Regions from separate parts of the Mus musculus genome. Here region 1 is linked to region 2. The links are chromatin loops, found by intact Hi-C in ENCODE. Cell type or tissue: gastrocnemius. All regions are shown on one strand.

Region 1 (8,000 bases), 210 kb after region 2:
CACAGATCCTGGAGCACTGTTGTAGCCGCATCCTCTCTCCCATGGACCTGAGCCGTGTTTGCTGACTTTCTCTCAGGCACAGGCCCATCCAGAGCCAGGAAGTCTCATTAAGAACAGCGCACTCCAGTTCCTACAGAAAGCATGGCCGCCCCAGGCCTTAAGCCAGCCATCTTTCTCCCAGGAACGCATCTGCAGCCCCGAGGGCCTCTCTGAAGAACCCTTGACCTGGGCTCCAACTTGCAGAAGGAATTTCTTTCTGCAGGAAAGGAGTAGGGGAGCTGGGATATAAAGGAGACCCTCTGTGTCGGCCTGGCTGCCACAGTGAGGCTGTTCCCGGTGCGCAGTGCCCATTCCTCTCTCAAGCTTCACCAGTCATTCAAACTGTCTGCAGAAGATGAGCGTGGCAGTGTCTATCATCCCAGCACTTGGAAGACTGAGGCAGGAGGATCACAATTGTAGGCCAAGCCAAGGATGGGCTGTACAATAGGTGGAGCAGCCCCACACATACCGGAGTGCAGGCCAGAATTCATTCTTAGCCCCCTTCCCTTTCCTTGTGAGTCAAAGCCCGCTCCACCTCTCATGTGCACTCCTCAGGTGCTGCAAGCTTAGCCGCTCCAACCTAGGGGTTACTCCTCACCTCTTCATCCAAGAATCATCTACTCAAGTCGCACCTTGTTGGGCCCTACTGCCAAGCCCTAAAGGTAGAGGTGTGAGCAGGCTCAAGGGGACTCCCAGAGAGAAGCCGAGATCAGGAAGGGCTTTTCAGTCAGAAGGGCTGGCGTGGCTGGCGTGGCTGACTGGCAGAGGTCAGGAAAGGCTTTTGGGAAGAGGTGACCAGAGAGGTTGGGTTCTGAGAAGAAATCGATAAAGTGCCCCCAGCAGGCCAAGGCTGCTGAGTCACATCCAGGCCACAGGTGCTGTGAGGCTCAGCAGAACTGAAGCTGCGGCAGTGATAGAGGTTAGACACTTGGACAGGGAGAGGTCATCTGAGGTGATGGGACTTTGTCCTGTAGGAGGTAGGGAGACGGTAAGGACTTGTGTTTGGGTTGAAGGCAACCCTAGTCAGAACGGCTTCTCTTGGAGGCTGTGAAGGGCTTGGCTGTGAGAGTACAGAGACACTCAGGTATGGTGGCACACATTTTTAATCCAAGCACTTGGGAGGCAGCAGGAGTTATCTTTATTTTAGGTCAGCCTGCTCTACTTGAAGTTTTCTAGGCTAGCCCAGGCTACACAGTGAACCCTGTCTCAAGAGAAAAGTAGGGAAGTGGAATCTTGACAGCCTAGAAGTCAGTGGAAGTCTGTGGAAGAAGGGTACTCAAAGGCCCATCACCCGGGGTGATGACACATGCCTGCAACCCCAGCACTTTGCCGGATCATTGAGGCCAACCTGGGCTACATAGTAAGTTCCAGGCTAGCCTGGGCTAGGTAAGACCCTGTCTCAAAAACAAACAAACAAACAAACAAACAAACACACAAACAAACAAGGTGGAAGGCTAGTGAGATGGCTCAGCAGACAGATGGCCTGAGTTTGCTCCTTAGGGCCCAGCTCCTGTCAGTGCCCTCTTTTACCTACCTCAAGTGCGCGCGCGCGTGCGCGAGTACACACACACACACACGCGCACACATACATATGCAGAGTAAACAAAGGTTTAAAAAAAAAAATGAGCAGGCCTAGGAAGATGTTCATCTGCCTGGGGAGTGGAGTGTGAGGTAGGCTGGCAATGGAAGCATTCATATTCACACAGAGTGAGTTTCTACTTCAATCCTTTTCCTACCCTTTCAACCTCGTAGCGTGAGACAGGAGATAAAAAGAAGAGAGGGGAAAGGAAAGAGATTCCTGAATAAAGTCGGGTCAGAAAGAGGGTGACATTATCCTTAGACTACTTTCTGCTGATTAGGGGAATCAAGTTCCACAGGACGAGTTTGATTTTCACTGTCAGGATATCTAATTTCTTCGTGTTGTCTCTTCTTTACGCATGACTCCTTAACAAACCGCAACCAAGAGCAACCAACCAACAATCAACAACTTTAACATAGGTGTGGCTTTTTTTCTGGGAACATCAGGTCACACCATGTAACCCAAGCCGGCTTCAAACCTGTGATCTTCCTGCCTCTGCCTCCCAAATGTCAGTATTACAGGTGTACCCCACAACGTACCATTCCACTTAGACTTTTTTTTAAAATCCATTTCTACTTTTAATTAATATTTTCACTTTTACATTTTCTTTTTTTTCAAGTTCAAACTATTTCTTTTTAAAATATTTTTATTAGGTATTTTCCTCATTTACATTTCCAATGCTATCCCAAAAGTCCCCCATACCCTCCCCCCGACTCCCCTACCTACCCACTCCCACTTTTTGGCCCTGGCATTCCCCTGTACTGGGGCATATAAAGTTTGCAAGTCCAATGGGCCTTTCTTTCCAGTGATGGCCGACTAGGCCATCTTTTGATACATATGCAGCTAGAGTCAAGAGCTCCGGGGTCTCCTTGTACTAAGGTCAAATCTAAGTGGATTAAGGAACTCCACATAAAATCAGAGACACTGAAACTTATAGAGGAGAAAGTGGGGAAAAGCCTTGAAGATATGGGTACAGAGGAAATGTTCCTGAATAGAACAGCAATGGCTTGTGCTGTAAGATCGAGAATCGATAAATGGGACCTCATAAAGTTGCAAAGCTTCTGCAAGGCAAAAGACACCGTCAATAAGACAAAAAGACCACCAACAGATTGGGAAAGGATCTTTACCTATCCTAAATCAGATAGGGGACTAATATCCAATATATATAAAGAACTCAAGAAGGTGGACTCCAGAAAATCAAATAACCCCATTAAAAAATGGGGCTCAGGGCTGGTGAGATGGCTCAGTGGGTAAGAGCACCCGACTGCTCTTCCGAAGGTCCGAAGTTCAAATCCCAGCAACCACATGGTGGCTCACAACCACCCGTAATGAGATCTGATGCCCTCTGAAGACAGCTACAGTGTACTTACATATAATAAATAAATAAATAAATAAATCTTTAAAAAAAAATGGGGCTCAGAGCTGAACAAAGAATTCTCACCTGAGGAATACCGAATGGCAGAGAAGCACCTGAAAAAATGTTCAACATCCTTAATCATCAGGGAAATGCAAATCAAAACAACCCTGAGATTCCACCTCACACCAGTCAGAATGGCTAAGATCAAAAATTCAGGTGACAGCAGATGTTGGCGAGGATGTGGAGAAAGAGGAACACTCCTCCATTGTTGGTGGGATTGCAAGCTTGTACAACCACTCTGGAAATCAGTCTGGCGGTTCCTCAGAAAATTGGATATAGTACTACTGGAGGATCCGGAAATACCTCTCCTGGGCATATATCCAGAAGATGTTCCAACCGGTAAGAAGGACACATGCTCCACTATGTTCATAGCAGCTTTATTTATAATAGCCAGAAGCTGGAAAGAACCCAGATGCCCCTCAACAGAGGAATGGATACAGAAAATGTGGTACATTTACACAATGAAGTACTACTTAGCTATTAAAAATAATGAATTTATGAAATTCCTAGGCAAATGGATGGACCTGGAGGGCATCATCCTGAGTGAGGTAACCCAATCACAAAGGAACTCACACAATATGTACTCACTGATAAGTGGATATTAGCCCAGAAACTTAGGATACCCAAGATATAAGATACAATTTGCTAAACGCATGAAACTCAAGAACAAAGACTAACGTGTGGACACTTAGACTTTTAAAATCACACCAATCTGACCTGTGAACAGCTTATTCTCAGTACTTGGAAGTGTGTGATAGCGCCCCCTGGTGGAAAATTTATGAATTAGTATTTTTTCATTAGCCTGGTCATCTGTTCTCTTTTTTTCTTTTCTTTTCCTTCTCCATTTTCACATTAGTTTATTCAGATCTTTGTTGTTATTTATAGAATTTAAAAGAAACCCTTTAAAATAAAATATAGATATTTTAAATTGGTGAACATTAAAGGACATCAGGTGTATCACACCAATCCATTGTGACAATAGGTGACCGCTAGTGCTCAACTTCAGATGGGTTGTCCCTGAGCTCTCCCATAGGCTGGGGATGAGAGCTGTCAAGTCCTGTCTTCCAACCACGATGATGTAGCAGATGCTTACGAGCCTTGGCTTCTGCAGCAGGGCTGCATGGCATGGAGCTAGCCAGTCAGAATTTAACATGGGTTGAGAAACACTCATCCAAGGCCCGGCCTCTGACTGAGGAGGTCCTGACAGCTAACTGATGGCTGCTGAGGGAGGGAGGGTCACTATGCCCTGTGGATGTGGCCACAGGTAAGCTGTTCATGCCCGGGGATGGCCCCCATCCGTTCACACACAGTCAGCACTAACTGGACTAGGGTGAGGGGCTAATAGTAATATTTTTCTCCTATTGAAAATAGATTTTTTTCTCACATAACATATCCCGATCACTATTACAGCTCCCTCTACTCCTCCCAGTTTCCCCCCTGCCCCTCTCCCATCCAGATAAACCCCCCTCTTCTGCCTCTCATTAGAAAACAGGCATGCAAGAGTTAATAAAACAAAATGTAATGAGATAAAACAAAATCGAACACAACGGAAGTTGGCAAAACAAACAAACAAACGAGAATAAGGAAAAGAGCCCAAGGGAAGGCACAAGAAGCAGAGACGCTCGCCCCCCATTCAGGAATCCCATAAAACACTCACCTGGATTCCAGCCCTGTTTAGACTTTTGTTTGCCATCTACTCCTTTGGCTGTGATTTCTTCTTTTTGTTCTAGAGCTTTCTGTGCTGCTAATTTACTAGAACAAGATCTCCAGGGTTTGTTGTTCTGTGTAGACATTAGTTGCCTCTTAGAATCACCTTCATTGAGTCCCATGAGTTTGGTTTTTTTATTTTATTATAATTTAATTCTAGAACGTCCTTGATTTCTTTCTTTTGACCCGTCTTTCCACCGAACAGTGAGCTGCTCCATTTCTGTGGGTTTGCAAGCTTCCTGTTGTTGGTGAGATCCAGCTTTAGTGTGTGGTGGTCAGATAGGATGGAGGGTGGTATTTCAATTATCTTGTGTCTGTTGAAACTTGCTTTGTGTCCAAATATGTGGTCAATTTTAAAGGTTGTTCTATGATCTGCCGAGAAGGAGGTGCGTTCTTCTGTGTCTGGGTGGACTGTTCTCTAGAAGCCTGGTAGGTCCATTCGGTTTATAATGTCTGTCAGCTCCAGCATTTCTCTGTTCAGTTTTTGTCTGGATGACCTGTCTATTGGTGAGAGTGGGGCGCTGAAGTCTCCCACTATCAGTGTGTGAGGGTCAAGGTGTGATTTAAGCTGTACTAATGTTTCTTTAACGAACTTGGATGACCTTGTATTCGGTGCATAGAGATTAAGAACTGAAATGTCCTTGGTAAGTCTTTGCTTTGATAAGTTCTTCCCGATATCTTCTGATTAGCTTTGGCTTAAAGTCGATTTTGTCAGATATTAAAATGTCTGGGATAACTCTTCTATCCTTTTATTTTGAGGTGCTGTCTGCCTTTGATGTGAAGGTGTGTGTCCTGGATGCAGAAGGACGGACCGTCTTTCTGTGCCCATTCTCTTAGTCTGTGTCTTGTTATTGGGGTGTCGAGGCCATTGATGCTGAGAACCATCAGAGAGCAGTATTTGTTGATTCCCATTATTTTGTTGTGGTGATGTCCCCCACCCCTGATTTGGTGGTCTCTGATAATTCCTTGTGTTTCCTTGGGTGTGGTTACCCTCTTTAGGTTGGAGTTTTCCTTCCAGCACCTTCTGTGAGGCTGGATTTGTAGATGGACACTGCTGAAATTTGGTTTTTATCATGGAATGTCTCTTTTTTCCCCCCTCCATCTATTGTGATTCTAAGTTTTGTTGGGTGTAGCAGTCTGGGCTGGCATCTGTGGTCTCATAGTCTGTAGAGCATCTATTCAGACTCTTCTGGCTTTTAGTCTCTCCTGGGAAGTCAGGTGTTAATATGATAAACCTGACTTTTCCCCTTGCAGCCTTGAACATTCCCTTTCTTTTCTGTATATGCAGTGTTTTGATTATTATGTGCCAAGGGGATTTTCTTTTCTGGTCTAATCTAGTTGGTGTTCTGTATGCTTCCTGTTCCTCGACAGGCATCCCTATTCTAGTCCCTAAATTTCTCACTTGCAGATTTCCCTCCATTTGGGTTTTCTTTATTCTTTTTCTACTTTCAGGTCTGAAACTGTTTTAGTCACTTCCACGGTTTGTGTTGTCACAGATTCTTCAAGGGATTTCTCTGTTTCCTCATTAAGGAAGACCTCCATCATTTTCATAAAGGCTACTTCAAGGTTTTGTCCTGTGTTTTAGCTATGTTTTCCTTGGAGCCTACTATAGCAGGGATGCTGGGCTCTAGTGTAAACATATCATTGTATTTTTACACTGACATCTAGGCATCTGGGATTGGGAAAGTTGTAATTTTAGGTGCTGGTATCTGGTCGGGTCTTTGTTGGGTCCATGTGTTGTTCCTTGGTTTCTGTCATCCCCTTGGCTCTCAGGAGAGTGCAGTTGCTGTGTGTTGCCTGATAGAAAATTCTTCTGGGGTCCCAATGGGTGTGGGCACTGGGGGCTCCGGGTAAAATGTGTTTCTGGGTATCAGGAGCTGACACTTGGGAGTGGGGATGGGCTGGGGCAGGGTGAGGAGTCCACAGGTGGGAGGGAAGCAGGGTGTTCACCGGGGTCTGCTTAGTGCCCTGGGAATGGAGGCAGAGCACGAGGAGAGGATGCAATAGGTAGCCTATTACAGAATCGGGGATGAGACCAGGGAGTCAATTTGTAGAAGAGGAGCAAGTGTGATGATCTAAAGCTTGCCTACCCACTTCACTGACCTACTTCACTGGCAGGCTTGGCTTGAGGGTTCCAGAGAAAGCTTGCAATGGGATAAAGCAATAAATGGGGGAGAAGAAAGGCTGAAAGAGAAGATCTATGTGATCGGGTGGGGGGGGGGCAGGAGAGGAGGCATGGCTGCAGTAGGTGGTTTGTGTTGTGGGGTATCAACCAGAGAAAACTGCTCAGACATGGATTTAAGCAATAGACAGTCTTGATCAGTGGCCTGGTTACTACACTGGGTGGTCAGGATCCCAGTGTACCCCGAGCCTTTCTCAGGGTGAGTTTCTAAGCATAAACAACATGTTCTGGGTTGACATACTTCATTTAACAAGAACAGTTAGCCAGAGGCAAAACTACAGAAACCAAAAAGCATGGTGGATACATTTGGAGACATCCCCAGAAGTCTGGACTTTTAATGAATTATTTTTGTTTTCATTTTATCATGTGGTGCTATGTGCTGAGTTTTATGGCCCGAATAGTAGTTCCATCATGGAGTCGGTTGTGCTAGGCCAGAGTCCTCGAACTCGACTTTAATTCCCTCACTCGCGGCATCGGACCACCGTCGTGCCCCACCCACCATGTCAGACGAGGCAGTGGACACCAGCTCTGAGATCACCACCAAGGACTTGAACGAGAAGGAGGAAGTTGTGGAGGAGGCAGAGAGTGGAAGAGATGCACCTGCCAATGGGAACGCTCAAAATGAGGAAAATGGGGAGCAGGAGGCTGGCAATGAGGTAGATGAAGAAGAGGAAGAAGGTGATGGTGAGGAAGAGGATGGAGATGAAGATGAGGAAGCTGAGGCTCCTACGGGCAAGCGGGTAGCTGAGGATGATGAGGATGACGACGTCGACACCAAGAAGCAGAAGACCGAGGAGGACGACTAGACAGCAAAAGGAAAAGTACCCTTAAGCACCGTGACCTATTCACCCTCCACTTCCCGTCTCAGAATTTAAACGTGGTCACCTTAGAGTAGAGAAGCAGACCCCGCCCACCCACAGCGGGCAATGCCACCCACAGATATGACATGTGCTCTCCACCACCCCACCAAAACTACAACATGAATTGGCAACATGGGAGGAAAAAAGAACCAGAACTTCCCAGGCCCTGCTTTTTTTCTTAAAAATACTTTAAAAGGAAAATTTGTTTGTATTTTT
Region 2 (8,000 bases):
AAAAAACAAAACAAAAAACAACCAAAGAGATTGTATCTACATATTATAGCATCATTGTCATCAACCTCATCACTTACATTAAAAAGAATTTTAAAAAAAACTTTCTTTCAAAAATGACCAATAGCTGATTTCTCAGAAGTAACAAAAGAAGGCAGAAGACATTATTTACATGGTTCTTAAAGAAAATAGCTGTTAATCTAGAATTTTGTATCCAAAAGGATTTCAGGAAATAATGCATCATTAAGATGGTTGGAGAGGAGAGTGGGATTAAGTGAGAGAGTAGGGGGCAAGTGAGAACAAAATATAATGATCCGTGTGTGTGCACGTGCATGTGTGACACTGTCGCGGTGAAACCTATTACTTTTATGTAAACTAAAAATGTGCTGGGACTGGGAGGCCGCTCTGTGACTAACCTGATTAAAACTCAGCAAACTGAGAAACTGTTTTCTGTGAGATATGAGACATAACCTATAGTGGTCTTTCAAACCATCTTTGTCAACAACTTATCTGTGAACCTTTTCTTTTGGATACCAGTTTGGTAATTTTTAGAATTTCAGATTATTGTTATTTTTTCCTTGACTGTCAGAGGAGACATTGATAAATTCTGTGAGGGATGTGAAGGTAGCAAAATGTCCAGAGACCTGGTGATGGTGATAAAATTATGAGTTTAAATTTTAGTTCAGGACATTAAGGTAGCACACAAATTTACAAATCCTAATGTGGCCTTCCCATTTGCTGCTCAAGCCACTGAAGTGAGCGCTTCAGCTGCCCGCAGACCTCCATGCTCCTGTCTGCCTCTTCCTCTCCTCACTGCTGCTCTGGGCTTTCCAGACAGGCCACACACAGAACGGTCGTTTCCTGTGTCTTACTTCCTTTCCTCAGTGTAGTTCTTTGACGGTTTTCTTTAAAGAAGGCGACAAACAGTAAAGAAAACCCAGGGTGAGATCTCATCTCTCAGATTGGCCTTTTTTTTAAGGTTTAAGAAGCTGAAGAGTAGGCTCGGTGGTTCAGACCACTTGCTGCTTTTACAAAGGACCTAGATTCAATTCCTAGCACCACATGGCTGCCCACGACCATCTGTAACTCTAACCCTACAGGACCCAACACCCTCTGTTGCCACTAAGTCGTGAGGCATGCATGCGATGGATGCTAATATAACTAGATTGTTCTGCTGATGACCACTGGGTCTGTGAGAATGCTAAGATAAAGGCAGCACAGAGGCCCTAGACCACAGAGCCTAAGGCGAGTTCCACCTTACAGCTGTCTGCACCACTGCCAGCACATGGCTACGTGTGACAAGTGCAGGTTTGTGTAAAACTGTATTTTTTTATTATTCATGTGGTTCACAGTTGAGAATAGCATGTAATCAAGTCTTTCCCATGTCATCTTCTACAGCCATCTATTTCCTGCGGTTCCCAGAAATGTTTTTTGTATAGAAAGGAAATGTGTATGTAGTCCTCACCCACTCTTACCACCTTTAGCGTGCACTTCACTCTGCCCTGGACGCCAGTGTTGAGTATGTGTTTGTTTATGCCTGCTGGGGTTGTGCCAGGTCCGCAGCGAGTATTCAGTAAATGTATGCTGAAAGATGTGTTTGCATCAAATTAACCGTGGTTCTAGAGTTACTTTGTGTTAGAAGCATAAAAGAAGGGAGGTGGGGAACAGTCTAAGGGACCAGAAAAAGCAGAACCAGCCATGTCACTGGCAGCTGGAGGTCCCCTAAGCTGTAGTGTAATGTCAGTCTGCTGCAGTGGTTCTGGTGGGACAGCTAACAGCATAGGCTTTGGACAGCTGTGCTGTCCTCACACAGCTTTTGGCTATTTTAATAAAAGTACACAGGTTGGAGATGTGGCTTAGAAGCCCTTGGCTCGATCCCTAGTGGGTACACACTTGCTCTTACACATACACAAAGTGTAAGAGTCTAAATATAAAGTATGTATCAGTTCACACTGAGGAAGTGCCAAGAGTTGTTGGAGTAAATAGCAGAGTGTGATGGGAAACTTAAGGAATGGTGACCCTCCACAGAGGTGTATATATCAGATCTGGCCGTTACCTGCAGCTGATGAGCTCCAAAAAGAGCGAAACCTGTTGGGTCCTGCAGTACTGGCTTACCATAGTAAGACTTGCTGGGGTGCACTGCTCTGTTGTTTAGCATTGTCCTAGGAGAAACTCCTGTTTGATGTCCTTGTTCCTGGTTCTTTTCTTTTCTCGTCCATACCTTAGCTGTGTAAGAGTATGCCTACGGTCTTGGTCGTATCAGACTAGCCGAGATCTTGTCTCGTCTTAAATGGCCTTTCTCTGGGTGGCTTATTTTCTCATGCTTTGTTGTTTGTTTTTGTCGTACCAGGAGTAGAGGCCAGGGTATCATGCTCTATCACGAAGCCACTTCCCTAGCCCAGACCCCATATCTTTAATTACTCCTATTTAATGACAATTCTAGAATCTTCTCTGCCAACTTTCTTTTTGAGATAAGATTTCACTATGTAGCCCTGGCTGGTCTGAAACTCACTATGTAGACCAGATTGGCCTTAAACAACAGATTCATTAAAGGCATGCAACACACACACACACCAAAACACACAGTCGTCATCTTTCTACACTTCTTGCTGAGTACAGTCTTCCCAGATATAATCAAATAAAATCCAACAGATCCCCTCTTCCAAATCATCTCCCATGGATCACTAACTATTATACCCTAAAGAGTTATCTACTGTCAGGTGTGGCGGTACATACCTCAATCCCAGGACTCAGGAGGCAATGGCAGGGAGGTCTCTGTGAGTTTGTGGCTAGCCTGATATACATAGTGAGTTCCAAGACAGCCAGGGCTATGTAGAGAGAAACCCTGTCTTAAAAAACAATAAAGGAAGGGAAGGGAAGGGAAGGGAAGGGAAGGGAAGGGAAGGGAAGGGAAGGGAAGGGAAGGGAAGGGAAGGGAGATAGATTTAAAGTATTACCTCCCTTTGGAGGTAATTAAAAATGTATGTATGTGTGTGTGTATGTGTGTGTGTGAGAGAGAGAGAGTGTGTGTATCTCCTAAGTATATCTTAGTTAATACTGGCCTGAGTCCCTGGAGCAGAGCTCTGCAGTTGTCTTTGTATCTGCCTTGTATTCATGGAGCTGATGATGCAGTGAGCTGACACCCCAGTGCATGTATATCAGCTTTCTCAGGGATGAGCCACTGTCTGCCAAAAGCTTGCAGTCTAGTCCAGGGAAGAAGAATCCATATAGTCTTAGAGAGAGTGAGCAAGCACACTGCTGGAAGCCTGCAGGATCCACACTGGGACCTGGAGGGAACCCCTTCCCAGCCTAAGGAGAAAGTAAGGTGAGAGTGAGGATCAGTCAAAGCTGTGGCCTGGAGTGGGGTAATAGTGCTTTCTTAGGTAGGGTTTTATTTTTAAAATCATTACCCTGTTGCCCACGTTGATCTTAGGATCCTGTCAGCCTCAGTACACTGGTGTGTTCTTGGGTTTCTGGTGTGGTATCCCCTCACTTCAGTACCACTGTAGTTTTTATATGTTAAAAACAGCTGGGGAGCTGTTCAGCGGAGGTCCCATGGGTGTGGTAATGGTAAGCAGGTCAAAGAAGGCCTCGTAAGTAGAGAATGTGAACACTTACTTCCTGTTCTTGCCAGCAGATGGCGATCAGACATTTGAAAAAAACTAGCTAAGACACCAGCAGAAGTGATTTAAGACATGAAGTAATACAAACTAATGCTATAATTCGTACACACACCTGTGGCCTATCAATAATCAACAGTAGCTCAAGCATCGAGAAGAGTTGCTGATAATCAGGCATGGTGACACACCCTGTAATCCCTGTACTTGGAAATTTGAGGCAGGAGGAATTCGAGTTTGAAAACAGCTGACTTCGGAAAGAATGAAGATTACTTACAACAAACATAGGGCTCTTATCAAAGCTGGATACGATCAGGTCTATAACAATCAACATGGGTGTAGCAGAATAACGACTTTATCACATTGCCAATGTGACAGAACATATTTTTATATCTTAAATAGTTTATTTATTTAACTATTTTGCATGGATTGGTGTTTTGCTTGCATGTATGACTGTGTCAGAGCCCCTGGACCTAGAGTTATGGACGACTGTGAGCTGCATGCCAGTTCTAGGAATTGAATTCTAGTCCTCTGAAGAGCAGCCAGTGCTCTTAGCCACTGAGCCATCTCTGCAGCCCCAGACAAAACATATTTTTAAACCATAGACTGAGTAAAGATGTAGAAGTAATATGTTAAAATTAATGGTGCTTCTGTGTAAAAAAAATCAAGTTTTCATTCAACACATTCAGGAAAACCTACGTATGAAAGGGCTATCATTGAACACTAATGAAATGATACAGTTGCTTGGGGGATGTCTATGCTGTGCAGGTGACATCACAGAAGACGGGCTTGTCCTCCTTTTCCTTCAACAGTTTGCAAACCTTGCATTGTTTGCCCTGTGGGGAAGACTGGCTTCTGTAACTGTTTCTCCCTCCTGTGACCTCAGTCACATAAGGATATTGAATTGGAGGATCTCTGACACCTGAGCCTTTATTTCCTTTAGTGCCTTCCTCTTAAGCTAAGTGACTAGACTAGAAGTGATATGTCTCTTGCTTATAAGGTCAAATTTTAAAAATCTAGCTTGGACAAATTAATAAGCATTAAGGTGGGGTTATAGAGAGTTGGTATGATTGACGTTGCCATCCAGGTCCTTAGAGACCTGGGACATCTGCCTGTACTCGGCAACCTTTATGGCCTCTACTCACAGAGGCTAATGAGTGCTCGCTCCACCGCACTTTCAGTAGCAGAGAATGAGCGTGGGTGTCAGGTGTCCCCTAGGCGGCAAGTCATCTCTGATGGAGGCTGTTCCTCTGCAGACTAGTTTTAATATTGATTTGATTTGATTTTATAAATGTTGCTGGGGCTGGTGAACCCCAGTGGAGGGTTGTCTGAGATGGGTAACTGAAATGTCGCAGTAATGCAAAGAACACGTGTGAGGAGACATACAAAACAGTTCACTGTTGCAGAACACTGAGAGGCTCTTCATTCCCTCTGTTGATACTGGCCTATCAGCTCTGCAGAAACAGCGCACACTGAACGGATTCCTTGTCCCTCCCCATGAGACCCGGGTGGGTGGGTGGGTGGGTTGGTTGGTTGGTTTGTTAACTTACTTTGGTTTGAATGAATAACTCCACTGAGGGTTACTCCTACAATGGAATATCATTAGGTAGAGAGAGGCGATGCAATGCAGCTTCACCAACAATATAGACAGACTTTTCTCTTGGCTGTTTGAACAGTCTTCCACTGTAGCCCAGGGTGGCCTGAAATGCACTATGTAGTTCAGACTGGCTTCACACCAGTGACAAACCTCCCACCTGACCATCTGTAGTGATGGGTCACAGGTGGTACCACCATGCTGCAAAGCCTCTGAAGCTGGGTTTCCAAGGCTGGTAACGCTGGTCTTTTTCACTTGTATTTTTTGTTGTTTGATTTTCATTTTTTTGAGTCAAGTTCTCAAGCTCACTGTGTAGCTCAGGCTAGCTTCAAACTCAACACCCTCCTGCCTCAGTCTCCCAAGTGCTGAGATTACAAACATGTGCCACCATGCCCAACTAAAGATGGTCCTTTAAGCCCAGCCCCTTAGCTGGACTTGGCAGTCACGGTACATCTGCTTTCCTTCCATGCTCTCTGTTTGCACATTTACTTCAGTGAGCTGTTTTCCTCCAGTTATGAATGATATTAACTCATAGCTGACGTGCCCTGGATAGCCTAATGGTTTTGGACAAGAAGGGTTTTGGCTTTGTTGTTATTTTGTTTCGTTTGTTTCTTATGTTTCTTGCCCCTTTCTTGTTTTCTTTCCTGCTTTCCCTTATTTTTCAGACAATGACTTAAACAGGGTATGACATTCTGAACAATAATCTATGGCTTCTAGAAAAATTGGTTCTGATCTCAGACTCTGCTTTTAGCAACTTCTGGGAACTAGTACAGGCCTCTTCTGCCTACGGAATGCTTCCCTCTGTAAAATGCCAGGGAGTTTCCCAAGCTCTGGTTACAAGAAGACTAAATGAAAGTTATCTTTGAAATGGTGTGTAAAATGTAGATTTCTGTCATGTGGAATAGGCTGGGAAGTTTGGGAGGTTCCACTGCACAGTCATGTTTGAGAACAATTAGAGGTCATTTCTGAGGTCACATCAACTCTAAAATGCAGTGATTACAGGAAATAATGTAAGTCCGAGTGTTTCTTATTATTTTATTTTCTAAAAAATGTTTTATACTCTACAAGAGCAAATAGAAGTCAGAGCATGGTCATCCCCTCCATACATGCGCCTCACACATCCTACATCCTCACAGGCCAGGTTAAGCGCAGAGAGATCCCTACCACGGCGATGCTCACTCTCAACCAGGAAGTTGTTTCAAAGCATCTTGTGTTTGCACCCTGGGATTTAGAAAAGAATTTAAAAATATGATATCCTGATTTCCATGTGATTCTAAAACGGAAAAAAATTAGAAATTCTGCTTGCTAATTTGTTTGTTTTTCTTTAATTTACAGAATGCTCTTTTCAGTTGCATTAGCAGAAATGAAAGTAAGTATATTGTCAGTGATTGCACAAGCAGTCCAGAGAGCAAGACATTTTACAGACATTTTAACAGTCAGAACTGATTGCCCATACCCTTAGCATTACACCTGCTAAGCCATCTGAAGAAGCAGGCACACAGGATTCTGCAAGGCCACTGCCTGTTCAAATCATTTATGTGTTCTAGCAATTCCCGTGTCCTGGAAGCATATTTATAAGCCAGTGCTATAGATAGATCACTAGAGAAAGATAACACCAATAATGGGGTCATTTCTGAGGAGACATGCATGATGTAGTCCTTGCTAAGGGCTGCCTCTCAGTCCAATCCACAGATACTTACTGAATACTTGCCTGGTGTGGGTCAGACACTTCTCTGTGGGGGACATGGCCAGAACACAAAGAACTTGGAACTGGAGTAGAATGTGAGGCAGCACACTGATAAAATGCAGCAATTCCGAGGAAGCAGGGATCTCACTGCAAGGTTGCTTAGAGGAGACCTCATGGAGTCCATAGGTTAACTGGGTCTTGAAGGTAAATAAGATATTCGTGGACGGGGCATGAGAGAGAAGCAGACAAAGATGTGTCCAGTGGAGCCTGGAGGAGCAGCATCCCATGTGAAGGGAGCGTTGAGAGCAGTGGTTAGAGGTGGGAAAAGAAAACCCAGGGACAAGCGGCTGGTTGGATGTGCTTTCCAATGTGGTGTATTGCAGAAGAACACACGGTCCTGCACTTCCACCCTGTCAAACTGGGGCCTCGTTCAGAGTGTGCTGTGTGGTCTTGGGCAGGTAATCTTGGGTTCTCCCACACTGGCAAGGGAGCTAAGCCACTGGAGACAGGAGACAGGTCCTTGATTCTGTTTCACTTCACGCACTGGAACTTCCAGAGCACCACCATTGCAGTGGACACTAAGAAGCACTTCTCCGTGTGGCTGGAGATGTAGCGCAGAGGCAGAGTGTGTGCTTAGACATCTACGGTCCTCGTCATCTCCAGCACCACACATAGCAGCACTGGAAAGCGGTCGCTCCCCAAAATGAACATATGTTCTTTAGTAGTAGACATAAACTTGGGTGTAGGTGTAAGTCAAAGCTGGTACAATAGGTATGGAATGATGTATAGCCCAGGAAACTGAGGTGTGCCCTCGCTTGGTTAATTTACACATGACTCATCGATATTTCTTGAAGTCACCTGAATTCCAAGTTCATTGCTCTTTGGAATTCATGATGCCGTTTCTGGCTCCTCCGTAGCCACTTCTAATACCACGCAGGAATTCTTAGCTGCCTCTCTATAAACCTCTTCCTGCCACCCGTCTTCTCTAGCCCCTTTGGCACCCCCTACACACACACCTTTAGATGCTGGTTGGGTCTCCTGGCCGTCTCCTTTATGATTCCCACACCCGGGCTTCCAGCTATGCTCCCTCTCCCACAGTAAATGG

What was found. Peaks named below come from ENCODE experiments on the same cell type or tissue, not always from the same donor. Only the 100,000 strongest peaks of a DNase experiment are listed, where the experiment ranks them.
Region 1: it touches region 2 in a loop (2.8-fold over the local background); 10 of 42 quality-filtered maps call a loop at or near these places.

What each region holds. Positions count from the first base shown.
Region 1 is chr4:44,115,814-44,123,813 of GRCm38, forward strand. It overlaps the pseudogene LOC115489981 and the pseudogene Ptma-ps2. Among named protein-coding and RNA genes, the nearest start is that of Gne, 47 kb to the left of the region's middle. In gastrocnemius, CTCF peaks have their summits at 3,803 (motif pointing left) and 4,002; no DNase peak of the experiment used is centred here.
Region 2 is chr4:43,903,037-43,911,036 of GRCm38, forward strand. Reck (reversion-inducing-cysteine-rich protein with kazal motifs) reads left to right here. Exons shown (of 21, transcript NM_016678.2): 7 at 6,544-6,577. Among named protein-coding and RNA genes, the nearest start is that of Reck, 32 kb to the left of the region's middle. In gastrocnemius, a CTCF peak has its summit at 3,628 (motif pointing right); a DNase peak (open chromatin) is centred at 3,609; H3K27ac peaks cover 216 bases.